Linked DNA regions of Mus musculus: region 1 is linked to region 2. A link is a loop called in an ENCODE intact Hi-C map of the cell type or tissue named here. Cell type or tissue: gastrocnemius. All regions are shown on one strand.

Region 1 (8,000 bases), 120 kb before region 2:
ATCATATTATTAACCTATCATACTTTTAAAAACTTTTGTTAGCTTAAAAGCATACTTTATTAATTTATATGAAAAATAAAATTGCATTGCTAATAACACTTCTATTAAGTTTACCACACATTTTTTGTCAGGTACTAATGTAGCAAATTGCAAATTAAAACAGAAATACCACCAGTGAATTATGTTCTACCTTCAAGAACCTTATATATCTAATTCCCTTTCCCAGTATTTTTGAGTCAGTTCTTAGCAAAGTAATACCAACTAAAACCTCACCCTTTACCTTCTACACATGTACCCTGGTGCAGATAGGCCTTCCCCAACACACACATGCACAGTCACTCACACATACAAACATTACTAATGAATTAACTTTTTTAAAAATTAATTAATATTGAAGTAAAAATTCAGTTACGAACTGGGAACACTGTTGGGCTCAATGCCTAGCACTACAATATCAGGAACTACTTATACAATTAATTTCATCTTCAAAGAACACTAAAGATGGGGGAAGGCTACAGGTAAAACAAGAGGCTTTATAAATTGAGTGCTACTTACGGTCGGCAGCTTTTCACCAGTGTTTTGAGAACATTTTCTATAGAACTAGAGGAGAAAAAAGCCAGTTGATAAATTACATTGGTGTATTTAAAGAACACAGTTAATTCTATAACCTGTACCTCAAAGATAAACACACAGGTTCATATTATCTGTCTATATTTAATTCCTAAATCTTCTCTGCTACATACAGAATTACAAGAATTATCTACCTAGACTTCCTCATCTGCTTTTTTTCCTCTACCCTCATTTTGTTCTTTGTATCTGTGTATGATAAGTAAAACGAAATAAAACACTATACCAGAAAAAAAGATAAACCCCTTTCAATCTTTACAAAGTAGATAACAATACCATATTAAACACATACAAAGTAAGCCCAATGGCTGAAAACTCTAAAGAATAATTTTTATTATAGTGCTTTTGCATCAAAATATGAACTGTGATATAATGAAATATGGTATGATAAACACAAATAGAAACACAAAAATGTTCAAAATTCAAGTGAAGGACAGGGGTGTTAAGGTTTCAGAAATTTTATCATTAAACCTTTTAAAATTCTTCAAATCCAGAGGTCTGTACAATTTCTCTGAAAGCTTAAGAACTAAACTATAAGAAAATTCCAAGGAACAAACTCAGACAAGCACCTAATATATTAACATCAACCTAGAAAGAAACTGCAGCCTCATTACTAACTACTTTAGTCATCATCTTTCACTTTCACACTTGGGGTGAGGGTCAGCAAGTAACTCGGGGTGATTTTCACACACAAAAATACCAAACAATTAAGAAACATAGTATATTGAGCATAAACTTTTCTCTACATTTGAAGCTTCCTGAATCCCATGGCTGTACTTATTAGTCAAGATACCTAATGTGCTTCTAATAGAGCTATTCAAATCTGCAGGGACAGTTCAATTATTTCTGTGTGCTTACAATACCCAATAAACACTTTTTATCACGGGAACAAATAGCACAGCGCTTGGATCTTCTTTCAGTTTGAATTCAAGAGCCAATTAGTATCAAATTATAGAATCAACATGTAGAAAGCCATCCGGTTAATTTAAGTTCAGACTTTAAAGATAAATTCTGAAACATGAACTGTCTTTCTAAGAAAAGAAAAGAGCCCTTGACTTCCTAATGTCTGTGCTCACATTAACTTTCTATTTTACTGATTTGGTAGCAACTGACTTCAGATTTAGATGTTGCAGAAATCCTGCTCTTTCTCCTAAGTAACTTCACTACACAAAGAAAGAAACCTTTCTAACATTAGAAACTGTTCCAAAAAGTAAGTCATTAAAGACTGCATAGCTAAGTGTTTCGTTCATTCTAAATGTAAGCACAGGAAGTTAATGATAACACTCCTGTAACTTGTTACCAACTCAAGGGTTTTAGAGTGTGATTTCATTCATATAAAAATCAATTCCAACCGATCTTCCACATAAGGCCTGTACCATGGAATTTATGCTCTTTATTCAGAAAAGGGTACAATCTCTCTAACCTGTGATATCTGTATAGTGACCTTTTGTGATTCTTGTAATCTCTCAAGATGAAGGGAACAATGTTTCTGTTTAAAAATAAAATAAAAGGTTAAGGCTAGATGCTAATAATTTTTAGAGGGAGTGAGTAATCACTACTTAAGTTCCAATTGTTGGGAATTTATAATACTAAACTGGTAACTCAAACTGTTCATGGTTTTAAAGTGATCTACAGAGTGATTAAGCTTTAGATGGAGTTTCTCACACCCCATTTTCTCTTAAAAATGGTAGTTCATTTACAAAAGGCAGCCATGGGTACACAATGCTTCAGGTTGAACCTAAGAGTCAGACAAATCTGAATTTGAAAATCAAGTCATTGTTCCTAAGAATATAGTATTACAGCTTAGTACTTTTTATCATGGCAAATACCTACCCTCTCATAAAGCTATTTTAAAATTAACTGAGATAATATATTGAAAGCTGTTGGGTAGCTCGGAATTATTTATTAGGCATCACAGCAAATATTAACAACTATTAATTCATGCTTTGCAAAAAGCATTGTACGTGCAACTTCACAGAAACAAAAACTTGTGCACCTTTTACTGCTACAGCAATTTTCCTGCCTATCAATCATGAATTTATGATTCAGGATATAATACCCAGATGAGAAATTTCTTTTCATCACCTTACTATTCTGTACAAAAGTGAATTCTTAAGCTCTTGTTCCAGTTTGAGCCTCATGTAAATTTTTCTCTACACTTCAATTTCCTCATGATGGCACTAATGCTCTCTGATTGTTCCAAGGCAGGACAAGAGAGTCAACCATTTCTGTTCCCAGTTACTAAAAAGTGAATTTCAAAGTCATGGAGGCTGTAACCTGACTCTCCTAGTTCTTTATAACTATCAAGATAAGATTAGCTTTTCTTTTATTTTAAAAAAATTTTAAAGAATCATTTATTTATTTTATGTGTATGAATGTTTTGTCTGCATGTATATGTGCATCACTACATGCCTGGTGACTATGGAAGTCAAAAGCTGGAGCTACATACAGATGGTTGTGAGTCACCATTGTAGGTACTAGGAATCAAATCCATGTCCTGTGGAAAAAGAGGCAGTGCTCTTAAACACTGAGTCATGCCCAAGATTCACTTGTAAACCCCCCCCAACACATGACACATTCAAAATAAAAATAATCCCAGAAATATTCATAGATTCAACTGAACTAAAATTTCTGTCAGACTAACTCTATTTGCTTTTTTTAACATATGAATTGGAAAACAACAATAATGGTGCATTCCTTCTTTCCCTGCCTTAAACTCCTAATTAAATAGTATTCTTTTTTCCCCTAACAATGTATTAAGTCAGTTTTACCTTCTTTCTAAATCTAAACAAACTCATCTTTAGCCAATCAAACATTTTTCATTACCCATCTTTCAAATCTCACACCACTCTGTTAAATGTCACTTTTACAGCCATTAAGATTACTTCATCAGTTACACAGAAGAGACACCATCATCACCATGGAGGCAATGGTAGCACTAACTTTTCATTAAAATTAAAGCATTTTTCTAAAATAAATGTTACTGTAATCACCCTTCCTCTCATGTAAATTTAGCATGATTACTTGAACAATCTGAACTATTCTATGTATGTCCCAGGCAGGGGACGGGATACCCAAGGAGGCCTGAAGAGGGCAGCAGATGCCCTAGAGCTGGAGTTACAGGTGCTAAAAGCCTAACTTGGATCTTCTGAAGAAACATATTCTTTTAATTGCTGAGCCCTTTCTCCTCATAATGTTCCTCAAATGCTGTTTTAGAAATCAATGCAATTCAGTGTTTACTGATGAAATAACTGGTGAAAATGACTTACTGACAGTTCATTGGGGGAATGACTTTCTTCATTTTATTAACTATTAAATTTTGGGTCCAGATCATTAATGAGTAATAAGAAACCCCAGAGTAGAATATGTTATTTCCATGTTGTAAACAGGTAAAGGTAAGAATAAAAGACTTATGTGATCATAAATTGCCCTTTGTAAACCAAGTGTATTGACACATGCAATTCCAGCCCTAGGGAAGCAGTAGCAGAGGAACTGTGAGTTTGAGGCCACTGAGCTATATATAGCAAGACCTGTAGTGGAAGGGGTTGATTCCCTAATTGGTTCTTGATTGTGTCAATAAAGGAGGGAAAAGTCACTTGCTGAATGAAGGGAAAAAAAGGTGGGATTTCCAGGTCCTAGGAGGAAGAGAAGGGACACAGAGAAAAAGGATTCAGACCAGGCTTTGGAGCAAGGGGGAAGCTACAGACATGTAGGTCTTGGGGCCCCTAGAGTTTGCAGTCTCCGCCTACACAATGAGTAGGGGCCAAGGAAGATGGAGGGAGCTAGTTTTAAAAAACGGCCAGCTGGCCCTTGCTGGAGCTGAGTGAGACCAGTGGTGACTGATCACAGAGCCTAGCCTGGAGAGTGGCAGGCAGAGCTCCTGGAAAGGCAGAAGTTTGATTTTTAAAAAATTGCACCCAAAAAGACCTGTCTCAAAAAACAAAAACAACAAAAGCAAATGACCCTTTGTTGAATCAATAGAGGAAGCCAGGCTAGGGTAGATATCAGTGGTACAACACTTACTTAGCAAGTCAAATCCCTGGGCTCAATTGCTAACAACCACAAATGGTAATGGGATAGAGATACACAGGTAATCAAAAACTAAGTACCAAGCCAGGTGTGGTGGCAGGACTGTTGGGAGCTGGAGGCCAGCCTAGGCTACACAACAAGACCCTAGTCCTTCCCCCTCAAAAAAAAAAAAAAAAAAAAAGTAAAAAAAAAAAAGTAAAGAAAGGAAAACAATTTTTTCCTACACGCATATACACTATGAAAAATAGTATGCATGGTAGCCTTAAAATATATAGAGGAAAAACACTTAAAAAGGAAAAATACTTAAAATGTCCTTTTACAAGAACATTAAGTTGTGACAAGACATGAATAGGAAACAGGAGTCAAAAATACAATTTTGTATTTTGTACTAAATTAAAAACTCTACTAGGTCAGGTGAGGTGGTGCATTCCTTTGTCCCAGTACCCAGGAGGCAGAGGCAGACATTTCTCTGAGTTCAAAGCCAGCCTGGTCTGCATAGTGAGTTCTAGTACAGACAGGACAACATGGAGGCCTTGTTTTAAAACAAACAAAAAACCTAAAAACTTCTTTCAATTACCAACAGTCTCAGTACTTGAAGTCTGAGATGGAAGGGAAGAGAAGGAAGAGAGGGTAAATGTTTTGATTATCTTTGCTCTAAACAGAACCAAGTTTTAAGGTAGAATGAAATACATGGCACTCTGGGGCTGGTGAGATGGCTCAGTGGGTAAGAGCATCCGACTGCTCTTCTGAAGGTCCAGAGTTCAAATCCCAGCAACCACATGGTGGCTCACAACCATCTGTAACGAGATCTGACTCCCTCTTCTGGAGTGTCTGAAGACAGCTACAGTATACTTACATATAATAAATAAATCTTTAAGAAAAAAAAAAAAAGAAATACATGGCACTCTAAGCAGTGGTTTCCATAAGAACAGAATACACCAGGCACACAGAATTGAAGAGCTGAAAGACAAACACTTAACAAATGAAGCACTTCTGATTTTAAAAAACCATCTAAAAATAGTACAAGAACAGGCTGTCAAATGACAAAGCTGTTTCAAATATGTCAAAATGCATCTAAGAAAGAACTAATATATCAAAGAACTAAAATATCAAATCTAAGAGAGCAAGTCATAAAATGGCTCCTTATAAGTGAAAGGATGTTAAGAAATAAAATGTTGGTAAGACCCAACAACCTTATTCTTGACTATAAAAGCTTGCAACATCACCATGCCAAAACAATGTTAAGCAGAAAAGCAGTAACTATCCAAACAGTCCCCTTGCAGAAATTCAGCAGAACAATGAAGTGCTGGGAAGAACAGGGCGGTCCCAGGACTACTGCAAGCACTGCTGTGTGACTCACTGGCTTCTCTACCATTTCTGCTCAAGAGCCAATAGCAGTAGTCTTCAATTCAAGGGAAGCAGAAGCGAGTTAGGCCAAGAAATATTTAAGTATTTCAAAACTGAATTTATAAATTTAATATTATTCCTTTGTTTAGGACACAGATGTCTCCCCAGTGCTGAGATAAAAGCTGTGTAATGTACACCCAGCTTTTCAAAACTGAATTTCTTGAAGAGAAACAAAGTAACAATCAATTTACTTAACAATGTAGTCCCTGAAAAGACAGGTACACAATACTATGTATCAATCACTGTAGGTTAGTGGATCCATATAGTTAGACTTTCTGAGAGCACCAATTTTAGTCTGAAGCATATATGAAGAAAAAAAACCTAGTACAGATAGGAATATGTAAAACAAAACAAAACACCTTATAAATATCCACAAAATACTTCATATACTTTATCTCAGAGTACTGGGAACACGGAAGGGTGTATTAAGTGAAAAGACCTAACACGGGGAAAAAGCTCATGTCCTAGAAAGATCTGTTCTTACAGAATCAAAAAATAGGGAAAAAGGCATGATTAATCAAAGCAGAAGACCATTGGGGTGGTGGCATATGCCTTCAATTCTGGGGAAGCAGAGACAGGTGAAATACTGTGAGTCTTTGAGACACACAGGGAAAACAGGATGGGCTGGAAGGTAGGTATAGCTGGGTATATCTGTGTGTAAGTGTTGGCAGGGCAGACTATTTGAACCTAGTGTTTCACACATGCTAAGCATGTGCTCCACCAGAACAAGCCCCAATCTCACAGGGTATTTTTAATGATGTTTTAAAAAGATTTATTTTTATTAGTTTTAAATTATGTGCATGTGTGGGTGTAGGGATGGGCACATGCAGGGATGGGCAGGTGCCTATGGAGGGCACACACATCCAATATCCCTGGAGATGGAGTGACAGTAGGTCACTGTGAGTGGTCCAAAAGGATGCTGGGAACTGGGGAACCAAATTTAGGTTCTCTGCAAAGAGCAAAATGCTGAGCCATTTCTCTAGTAACCATAGGGCACTTTCAAAGAATAATGATTGAGGAGAACCTAAACAACCTTAGTGGCCAAAAGCTAGGTACATAAAATATCTTATAATTTGTGAACTATCCCAAAATAACAACAACAACAACAACAAAGTATGAAGCTAGGTATGGTGACACACTTCTATAATCCCAGCACTAAGAAATATGTTTAAAGCAACTGGTTTCTTTTTTACTCTTGAATATCTAGTGGAACATCTGAAAGTCTTAAAAATGTGTTGTTGTTTTTAAAGACAGGTTTTTGCTTTGTATCCCTGGATAGCTTTCTACATACTATATAACCCAAGCTGACCTCAAACTCATGGCAAACCTCTTGCTTCAGCCTCTTGATGCTAGAGTTAGATGCATGAACGATCTCACTCAGATTATTACAACCAAATCATTAAACTGGCAGTTGGTAGAGATACAGAATCATGCCAGGCTGAGGATGAAGTTTAGTTGGTACAAGCACCTGACCAGCAGGCACAAGGCCCTAGGTTCAGTCTCCAGCAATTCTCACACACCCTGGTACACAAGCTTCATGTTGCTGTCATTCTTCTACAACATGGCTTGAAACACAGCAACACAGAACAGCACTAGAGAAATGGGGGCAAAAGATCTAGAGTTCAAGGCTAGTCTTGGTTCTGGAGTGCATCTGAAACCTTATCTCGAAAACACATTAGACAAGGATGATGTTTTTTCTTTCTTTTCTTTCTTTTCTTTTTCCTTTCTTTTCTTTTTTGCTATTGTTGAGACAGGGTCTCTAGGTAACCTTGGCTTCCTAGAACTCATGTAAACCAGACTGGCCTTGATCTAACAGAGATCTGCCTACCACACCGAGCTATGTATTATTCTTTGAGCACCGAATTCCAGATCTCATTTTTACTGATACTCTTCCCAGAAGTCTACTGTACACATTCCCTGTGGCTTTACATTATTTC
Region 2 (8,000 bases):
AGTCCAAAATCTGGGCTGGCAGGCAGAACACCTAGAGATAGGCCAGTCTTGCAGATGAGGTCTGAAGGCAGTTAACTACAGAATTTAGTCTTGCTTAGGAAAGTTTGGACTTCTTTTTCTTTGTTCAAATTACATTTACCTGGATTGGGGAAATGGCTCAGCAGATAAGAGTGTTTGCTGCTCTTCCAGAGGATGTTATTAATGCCCTTCTTAAAATCTTCCACTGCCATCATTAGATATGATTTTAAATCCGAGTCTTGCTTTTTAGGTGTGTTGGGGTATCCAGGACTCACTGTGGTGGGTCTACTGGGTTCTGATGACGCCCAGTGTTCTTGGTTTCTGTTAGTAAGATTCTTACATTTGCCTTTTGCCATCTGGTAATCTCTGGTGTTAATGTTCTAGCTGTCTCTGGCTGGAGCTTGTTTCTCCTGTGATTCTGTTAGCCTGTCAGCACTCCTGGGAGTCCAACTCTCACCTGAGTCCCAGTGGTCAGAGCACTCTCTGCAGGCAAGCTATCCTCTTACAGGGCAGGTGTCCAGAAGTCTGGAGCTCTGATCCACCTCCTGAGTCCTGGGGTCAGAGCCCTTCCTGTAGGCCAACTCTCCTCTGGCAAGGAAGGTGCCCAGGGGTCTGGGTCTCAGTTCTGCCTCCTGGCTGAGGATGAAGACCCGAAGTAACCATTCCCAAGAAGCTCTGTTGCTTCTGCTGCCCATGTGCTCTCCTGTGTAGACTGGTTTCAGTGATTCCCAAGATCCTGGGTGTGCTCAAGTGCCCTGCAGCATGGAGAGTCCTCTGGGGATCTTGGGGCCCTCAGCTGAGATTGCACCCAAGATGGCGCGGGGGTGGCACCAACTAGAACCAACCCCAGCCACTGGTTGGGCAGGTGTCCTTTGTCTGTGTTCCTGCTAGCACAAGATCCTCTGGGTGTTTTGGAACTGATGTTGTGTTCCACTTAGCAGTGATCTCAAGGTCCCGGGTGTGCTAGGGTGCCTGCAGCGTGGAAAGTCCTCTGGGGACCTTGAGACCCTCTGCTGAGATCACGCCCAAGATGGTGTGGGGGCTGGCTTTAACATTTCATATTAAGCATTCTATAGTGCTCAGAGTAAATAGGTTCTATCTTAAAAATCAGACATTTGAAAACAAATTAAACTTTTTTCTTGTGTAATTAGCAATCATACGTGTTGGATTGGAGAGGAGAGGAGAAGAACAGTGATTGGGGGAATGAGGGAATGATGCAGACTCTTGAAACCTCAAAGTCCACCCCAGTGATATATCTTCTCCAACAAGACTACATCTCCTAATCCTTCCCAACAGTTCACCTATTAGGACTAAGAATACAAATATTTCATCCTATGAGGGCCATTATTATTCAATTCACCACAGATGATGTGTTCTATGATAGTCATTTCTGTAGTAATTCTAAATCTAAATTGTCTAAAGTTGACAATCAAGATTAAACACATTAGTAAAACATATGAATTTTAAAATAGAAATAAATTTTCAGTATTTCTATTTAGTGTCAGAATACTTAGTCTATACACATGTTTAATCAAGTTTTAAGCTTGATTTTTCTGCATTTTCATAGCTTTTCATATTTTTAAATTTGTTACTTTGCAGCCTAAATCTACTGCAAATTGATACTAACAAACTTATAGTAGTTGAGTTATGGGTCTTAAAGGCAAAACTCAAGTTCATAGGTAGGATGATGAGCCTAATGTGCTGGTTTGAATAAGAATGGCCCTCATGGGCTCCTTTATTTATTTGAATGCTTGGTCATTGGAAAATGGTAGTACTCAGCAGGGGTTAGGAGATGTGGCCTTGGTGGAGTAGGTTTGTCACTGACAAACTACTGGGTTTTGGGATTTTAAATGCTCAAGTCAGGCCCCGTTTCTCTTTCCTTCCTGCTACTAGAACTCCTAGCTCATTCTCTAGCACCATATCTGTCTGTGTCCTGCAGATAATATACTAAACCTCTGAAACTGTAAGAACCCTTCAATTAAATGCTTCCCTTTATCAGAGTTGCTACAATCATGGTCTCTTCACAGCAACAGAACACGGACTAAGACAGCTATAGAATGAAGGAAATTCCTGAGTGATCAAGAGACTTCATGTTCCATTGTCATAAGAACAATTACCCATGTCTTCCCAGCACAGAATCTGTTATTGTTAGAAGCATACATAAGTGTTAGTATTTGTCAGCTTGCTCATAGTGTCTCTGCTAAAGGCTGTACATTAAGGATGTGATAAACTACAGCCATAGCAGGCCTTGTGAAGCTTGCATGTTGTCTGGTTTTCCCATTCTGCTAGAACTTTCAAGATCACAGACCTCTTTCTATGTTAAATTTCATCTTATTGGTGACTTAGAAAGAGTCTAATTCCCACTTTTGATCTAGACTGTCAGACTGAGACAAACCCCAGTGGGTTAGTACATTCAAGGTAAGTCAAGTCTTAGTTTATTGAGAACAGCCATTGTTGGAGTGATCACTGATAAATAAAGTGATAGGAAAAAATCTAAGAGAATAGAGAATCTAAGAGGGTAGAAAAAGCTCAAACATAAAGTATGGAGAACTCTGGACAAACATGTGACAAGAGGATGACCTTTTATCAAGAAGCTAATACCAGGCTTCATTATCCTAGAGTCCTGCTGGTGACTCTAGCCTGTGCCACTGCAAATGTCCAGTCTGAACATTATATCTTCATGGCTTCCTAGATGTTGGGAACAGAAATACCTTTAAAATAGAACTTAAATTCTACCCTCTAGACAAAAAGCAGACCAGATGAACAAGGGTCCCCTGTTCTCAAAATACAAGAAAAGTTTACCTAGTTAGGCCCATCTTCCTAAGGATTTCATATAAATCTTAGTATGCAGTCTATCTCTTACTTACAAATAAGGCAGAACTGATTCTTGTCTTGTGGCTCATTGAAAGTACAACTAACAGTCATTATCACTGAAGAAAGAAGTCTAAGTGTTTTCAACCTAGGATTACTCACTGGGAAATGAATAGTCTGTGTGAGTCAGCCACATTTTGCTGAGGTCTTGCTGTGTTCATCCATATCTTGTCTTGCACTGCCCTCTTCCTGCTGTTCAGAAAAGGGCCTTGAAGACTGGATGCTTTAGGAATTTCCCCATTGGGGAAATGTCAACTCCAGAGTAGATTATGCTATAGAGATTAGGTCTGAGAGAAAATTGCAGAGTTTGATTCACTCCTATTACATGGGTTCTGGAAGACCAAACTCAGGCGGTCAAGCTTGGGCAGCAAGCACTCTCTGCAAATTCTTTTCTCTTTTCTGTTTTGAATCTTTTGATTAGGACATGTCACTCTCTTGAATTTATCTCCTTTAATTTTTCAATATTGGCCACCAAACCCAAGCCCTTGTATATCTCCAGTGCATTCTTATTTTAAATGACTCTAAGTATTTAGATTCCAATTCTATATCTTCTATTGTGTTTTGTACCTTGTCATCACTGAAAGAACACATGGCCTCACAAGGTCCCATGCTGTATAGCTGCACTCGAGGCACAGCCAATGGCCCCAGAGTGAGTGAAAGTGATACGAACTCATGTCTGCCGCCCAAGCCTGCTGTAGGGCAATGCCTCGGACCACACCCACAGCCCCAGATAACCAAGCCATAGTATGTGTGTGTGTGTGTGTGGGGGGGCATGAGTGAAAAAAAAAAAAGCCATGAAGTAATTTGTGGCACGCTCTAGTTGTAATTGGCTGAATTTAGCTTAAAAAATGCATTCTGGTACTGCAAAATCACTTAACTGAGCCCTTGATTGCAGAATATGTACCTGTACTAGGGTCCCACCCTGATAGTTTTTCTCTGTGCTTAACAGAGGCAGGCAGATCTCTAAATTCTTTTGCAATGTTAAAATAAATGTGCTTGCTATCTCCTAAGAATTAAGAGGCTGGGGCCCTGGGATACTGATTGGAATAATCAAAAGGGAACCTGAGGTAATGACTGGACTGATGTGTAAATAAAAACTGGGCTTTCAATCTGCAAGAGATGAGCTATCTAGAGAATTTTTAGAATAGCACAAGAGAACTTCCTGGAGAACTCTATGAGCAGAACGTAGAGCAGTCTGGAAAACTATCTCAAGCAAAACATAGGCTGCCAGCTAGGACCTACAATCTGACTTTGAGTTGTTTGTTTCACTGCTCTCAAACACCCCTTCTCTCAGGACCCCTCTCCAAGCCAAGGCAGGTCCTTGACATTTGCCTGCATGTATGTCTGTGTAAGGGTGTCAGTCCTAGAATGAGAGCTGGGTATGAATCCCAGGTCTGCTGGAAGAGTAGCTGCAAGGAATGCGTGGCCCCAGGAGCCACTTTTCCCAGTGCTTCAAAGCTGCCTGGGGTGCTCTGGTTCCCTGCTGCACTTACCACGCGGTCCTCATGTAACCAAGCCTAGAGCGTGTGTGAGTGAATATGATAAGGTAGAAGCTCAATGAAGTAATGTGTGAATGCCTTAGTTATGATTGGCTAAAATTGGTTAAATAACTTCCAGTCTGGGACGGCAACTTACTCATTCCTGGAGTCCAACAGAAATGTCAACCTGCTTAGAGACGAATCCACCTGGTCGCCCGCTGCCAAATGAGACAAGCCCACATCTCTCAGACCCAGCTCCAGCTCCAGCTCCAGCAGAACCCATAAAGCAACAGAAGACTTCTCCAGCGCCTGCCATCAAACCAGGCTACGATATAGGGTAGACCGGAGGTTAGTGAAGCATATATGTATGTGTGTGTAAACAAGTACAGCCCCATTTTACCATTTACTTGTTTATTGCTACTTATGAATAAATAAGCTGTTATAACCTAACCTCTGAGTTTGAGACTTCCTTCTTGCCTCTGTCATCAATCCCAATTCACAACAGTTTTGCAACTGTAGCCAATGCTCTTAACCACTGGGAGCGCTCTTCAGCCCCTGAAGGATTGATTTTTATTTTAGATGATGTATTTACATGAGTGTGGGTTTGTGCATGTGGACATGATGCTATTACCTTGTAGGTCAGAAAAGAGTATTAGGTCCTCTAGACTGGGGTGACAGGCAGTGGTGAGTCACCTGACTTGTGTACTAGGACCAGAACTTGGGTCCTCTGCAAGACAAATATGTTCTCTTAACCACTGAGCCATTTCTCCAGCCCCAAATTTTTCTTTGTTATACTTCTTCAACTGCACAGAATCATGTTGTATTTTAATTTATTTTATTTTTGTTATCCATGCCAGGAATGGTATCTATGATCATAAGCTTTGATGATACTATTTTTAAAATGTGTGTGTGTGTGTGTTTCCAGGGCATGCATGTAGAGGTTTGAGGATAACTTTCAAGAGTCAGTTCTTGCCTTCTACATTTTTAAGTCAAAGTTTCTTTTATTTCTCCTTTTTCACTCTATATTCCAGGTTAGCTGGCCTTCAGGCTTCTGGATAAGTCTTCATTTTCCATATTGCCATAGGACTATTGGCATTATGGGTGAACAGCACCACATCTCGCTCTTTATATAGCTTTTGATCATTAAACTCAGGTCACTAGGTTTGCACAGCTAATGATTTTACTGCTCAGCCTCTGGTTGTAGTTTTCCATGTACATGTATCAAACTTTATTTTAAATTACATTGAATTGACCATTCCAAGCCTCAGCCCATTCATTGGAGACCTTGGGAATTTGGGGGAACAGTGATGGATGAAAAAGCACATCTGGTATTTTGAAAAACTAATAATCCTTTATTGGCTGAAAATGAGGCTAGAGGGAAGAAGAGGAAGGATTTCTTGAGCTCTGTTCGCCACAAGACTAGGCAAAGATGAAGTCTGACTCTCCCTGCCCCTGCCTCTGCCCTACAGAGGAAAAAAGGGAGAGAAATTTGGACTTTATCGGTAGACTCTTCAGAATTTTTCAGGACAAATGTCAACAACATATTATGAGCTTGAGCTTTACATAACAAGCAAATGACACAGGATGAATGACTGAGACAGTAGAAACCAGCTTGAACATAGGGTTTATTGTCTTTTGTGTCTGAGTGCTAGCCCTAGGGCTGGTTTGATTCAAGATCTCCATTGATATCAGAGAATGTGTGGGCTTTCCTGAAAGCACCAAGTATTCTCTTCTGAGGAGAGAAGTATGGTTGCAGGCAGGCTCATATCCTTGTTGCCAAAAAGGTCTGCAGAAGAGGAAAATCCTATTCTTTGACACATCTATGTAGATCTGAGGTTATTTGAATGCCATTGATAGAAACCTAATTTAGGCTACTTTAAGCAAAATGAGTGAGCCTGTGAATCTGGTGAATTGTGTGGCTGAAAGTTTGTGGGTTCTTTTTTGAAATAGTTAAACAGTGTCACCCAAATAGCTCTGCCTTTGTGTGGCTCTCTCGGGGTGTGGCTCTAATCCCAGGCAAGCTTTCTGGCTCTCTTGGCAAAGGGTTCTGGCAGCTGTGACTCCAATGACACAGCTCAAAGTCTTAAAGGGAGCATTGACTCCAGTGGTCCCAGCAAGGTCTGGAGAAGACAGTGCTTGGCCTGTGTTTATCCCTGAGCCAATCAATCATTGTACACAGGGACAAAATACTCTGGTTAGTTAGGAGTGGACCTGGTAACTCTCAACTAGTGTGACAAAGAGATTAGCCCTAGCAAACTCCCAAGGACCAGCAGAAAAGCAGAGTCTGTTTAAAAAAAAAAAAAGGAAAGTAAGAAAGTAAGCACTGCACTACTAAAAAGAATAAACAACAGTGCCAACAACTGTCTATGACATGTTTACAGAATGAGAGGAAGACTTGCCATCTAAAAAAAAAAAGAAGACAAGAAGGAACAATGCCTAGATCAGAGCAATAGATGGATAGATGGCCACTAAATCCTTGCATTAATTTATATTATTTGCCCTAGCCATTTTAGGGACTCCTTAAAGAGTTACCTGCCCAGTTTTTTTTTTTTTCTAAGAAGGCAGTAGTTAGGTGATTTACAAGATTTATAACACACTGATCTTATTAATTCTTTTCAGTTGGCATACTAGGCATGGTTTTCCCATCAGCTGCTTCATAACTGTGTTATGTTCCAGTAATATAATTTCAAATCTCACACAGACCCATGCTTTTATTCAGTCTGACATGAAGGAGTTTTATGAATCAGTTACTCTGATTTCACTTCTGTGGTCCAGCTTCCCCATTTCTAAAATGAGCTTTAACTGTTCCTCCTGTACTTTAAACATGTTTATGAAGATGAAATAAGGTCAATTTATTTCAAAGTGTAGGGTTCAAGACAACACTTGGAGTGATGCTCTGAATTCTTATTGTCAGAGGTGTTTAGTGGTATCTCGTAGCAGATACCATGAGAAATCAATTTGCAGCTTAAAGTATTCTTTCTGTCAAATAGACAATAAGGCGCCCCTCCTCTCTTGCCCCAGCCAGCCAAGGCCAGCAGCAGGAAGAAAAGCCTGTGGCAGAGGATGGAACTCAGATGCCATTTAAAGCCTGAAAGAGAGTCATAGGATACTAAGGCAAACAGATCAAAGTTCCAAGTTGAACCGTAAAGCAAGAGGCCAGCACTTAGCCAGGCATGGTGGTGCACTCGGGAGGCAGAGGCAGGCAGATTTCTGAGTTCGAGCCTGGTCTACAGAGTGAGTTCCAGGACAGCCAGGGCTATACAGAGAAACCCTGTCTAATAAAACAAAACAAAAAAAATAAATAAAATAAAATAAAGCAAAACAAAACAAAACAAAACAAAACAAAACAAACAAAGAAAGAGGCCAGCACTTACCTAAGTGTACCTTAAGGGATAGCATTTTTCTGTTAAAGATGTAGCCCTTTCAATGAACTTTGAGGAGCTGCAGAGATGGCTGTTAGTAAAAGTGCTAACACAACCAGGAGGACCTGAGTTTAAATCTCAGCAGCCATGTAACAAAACAGACATAATCTCATATCCAGCACTATGGAGGGCAGGGCTAGGAGAACCACTGGGTCCTGCTGGCTGCCACTGTAGCTGAAAAACGAGAGCTCCAGGTCCAGAGAGAAACCCT

What was found. A loop is a pair of places that touch in the nucleus more often than their neighbours do. Peaks named below come from ENCODE experiments on the same cell type or tissue, not always from the same donor. Only the 100,000 strongest peaks of a DNase experiment are listed, where the experiment ranks them.
Region 1: it touches region 2 in a loop (9-fold over the local background); 32 of 42 quality-filtered maps call a loop at or near these places.

Annotation. Positions count from the first base shown.
Region 1 is chr11:30,795,414-30,803,413 of GRCm38, reverse strand. It overlaps Psme4 (proteasome (prosome, macropain) activator subunit 4), which reads right to left. Exons shown (of 47, transcript NM_134013.3): 4 at 556-600. Among named protein-coding and RNA genes, the nearest start is that of Psme4, 28 kb to the right of the region's middle. In gastrocnemius, CTCF peaks have their summits at 2,816 and 3,712 (motif pointing right); a DNase peak (open chromatin) is centred at 3,718; H3K27ac peaks cover 1,150 bases.
Region 2 is chr11:30,671,344-30,679,343 of GRCm38, reverse strand. No RefSeq gene overlaps it. Among named protein-coding and RNA genes, the nearest start is that of Acyp2, 26 kb to the right of the region's middle. In gastrocnemius, CTCF peaks have their summits at 3,082 and 4,918; DNase peaks (open chromatin) are centred at 3,065 and 6,425; H3K27ac peaks cover 2,508 bases.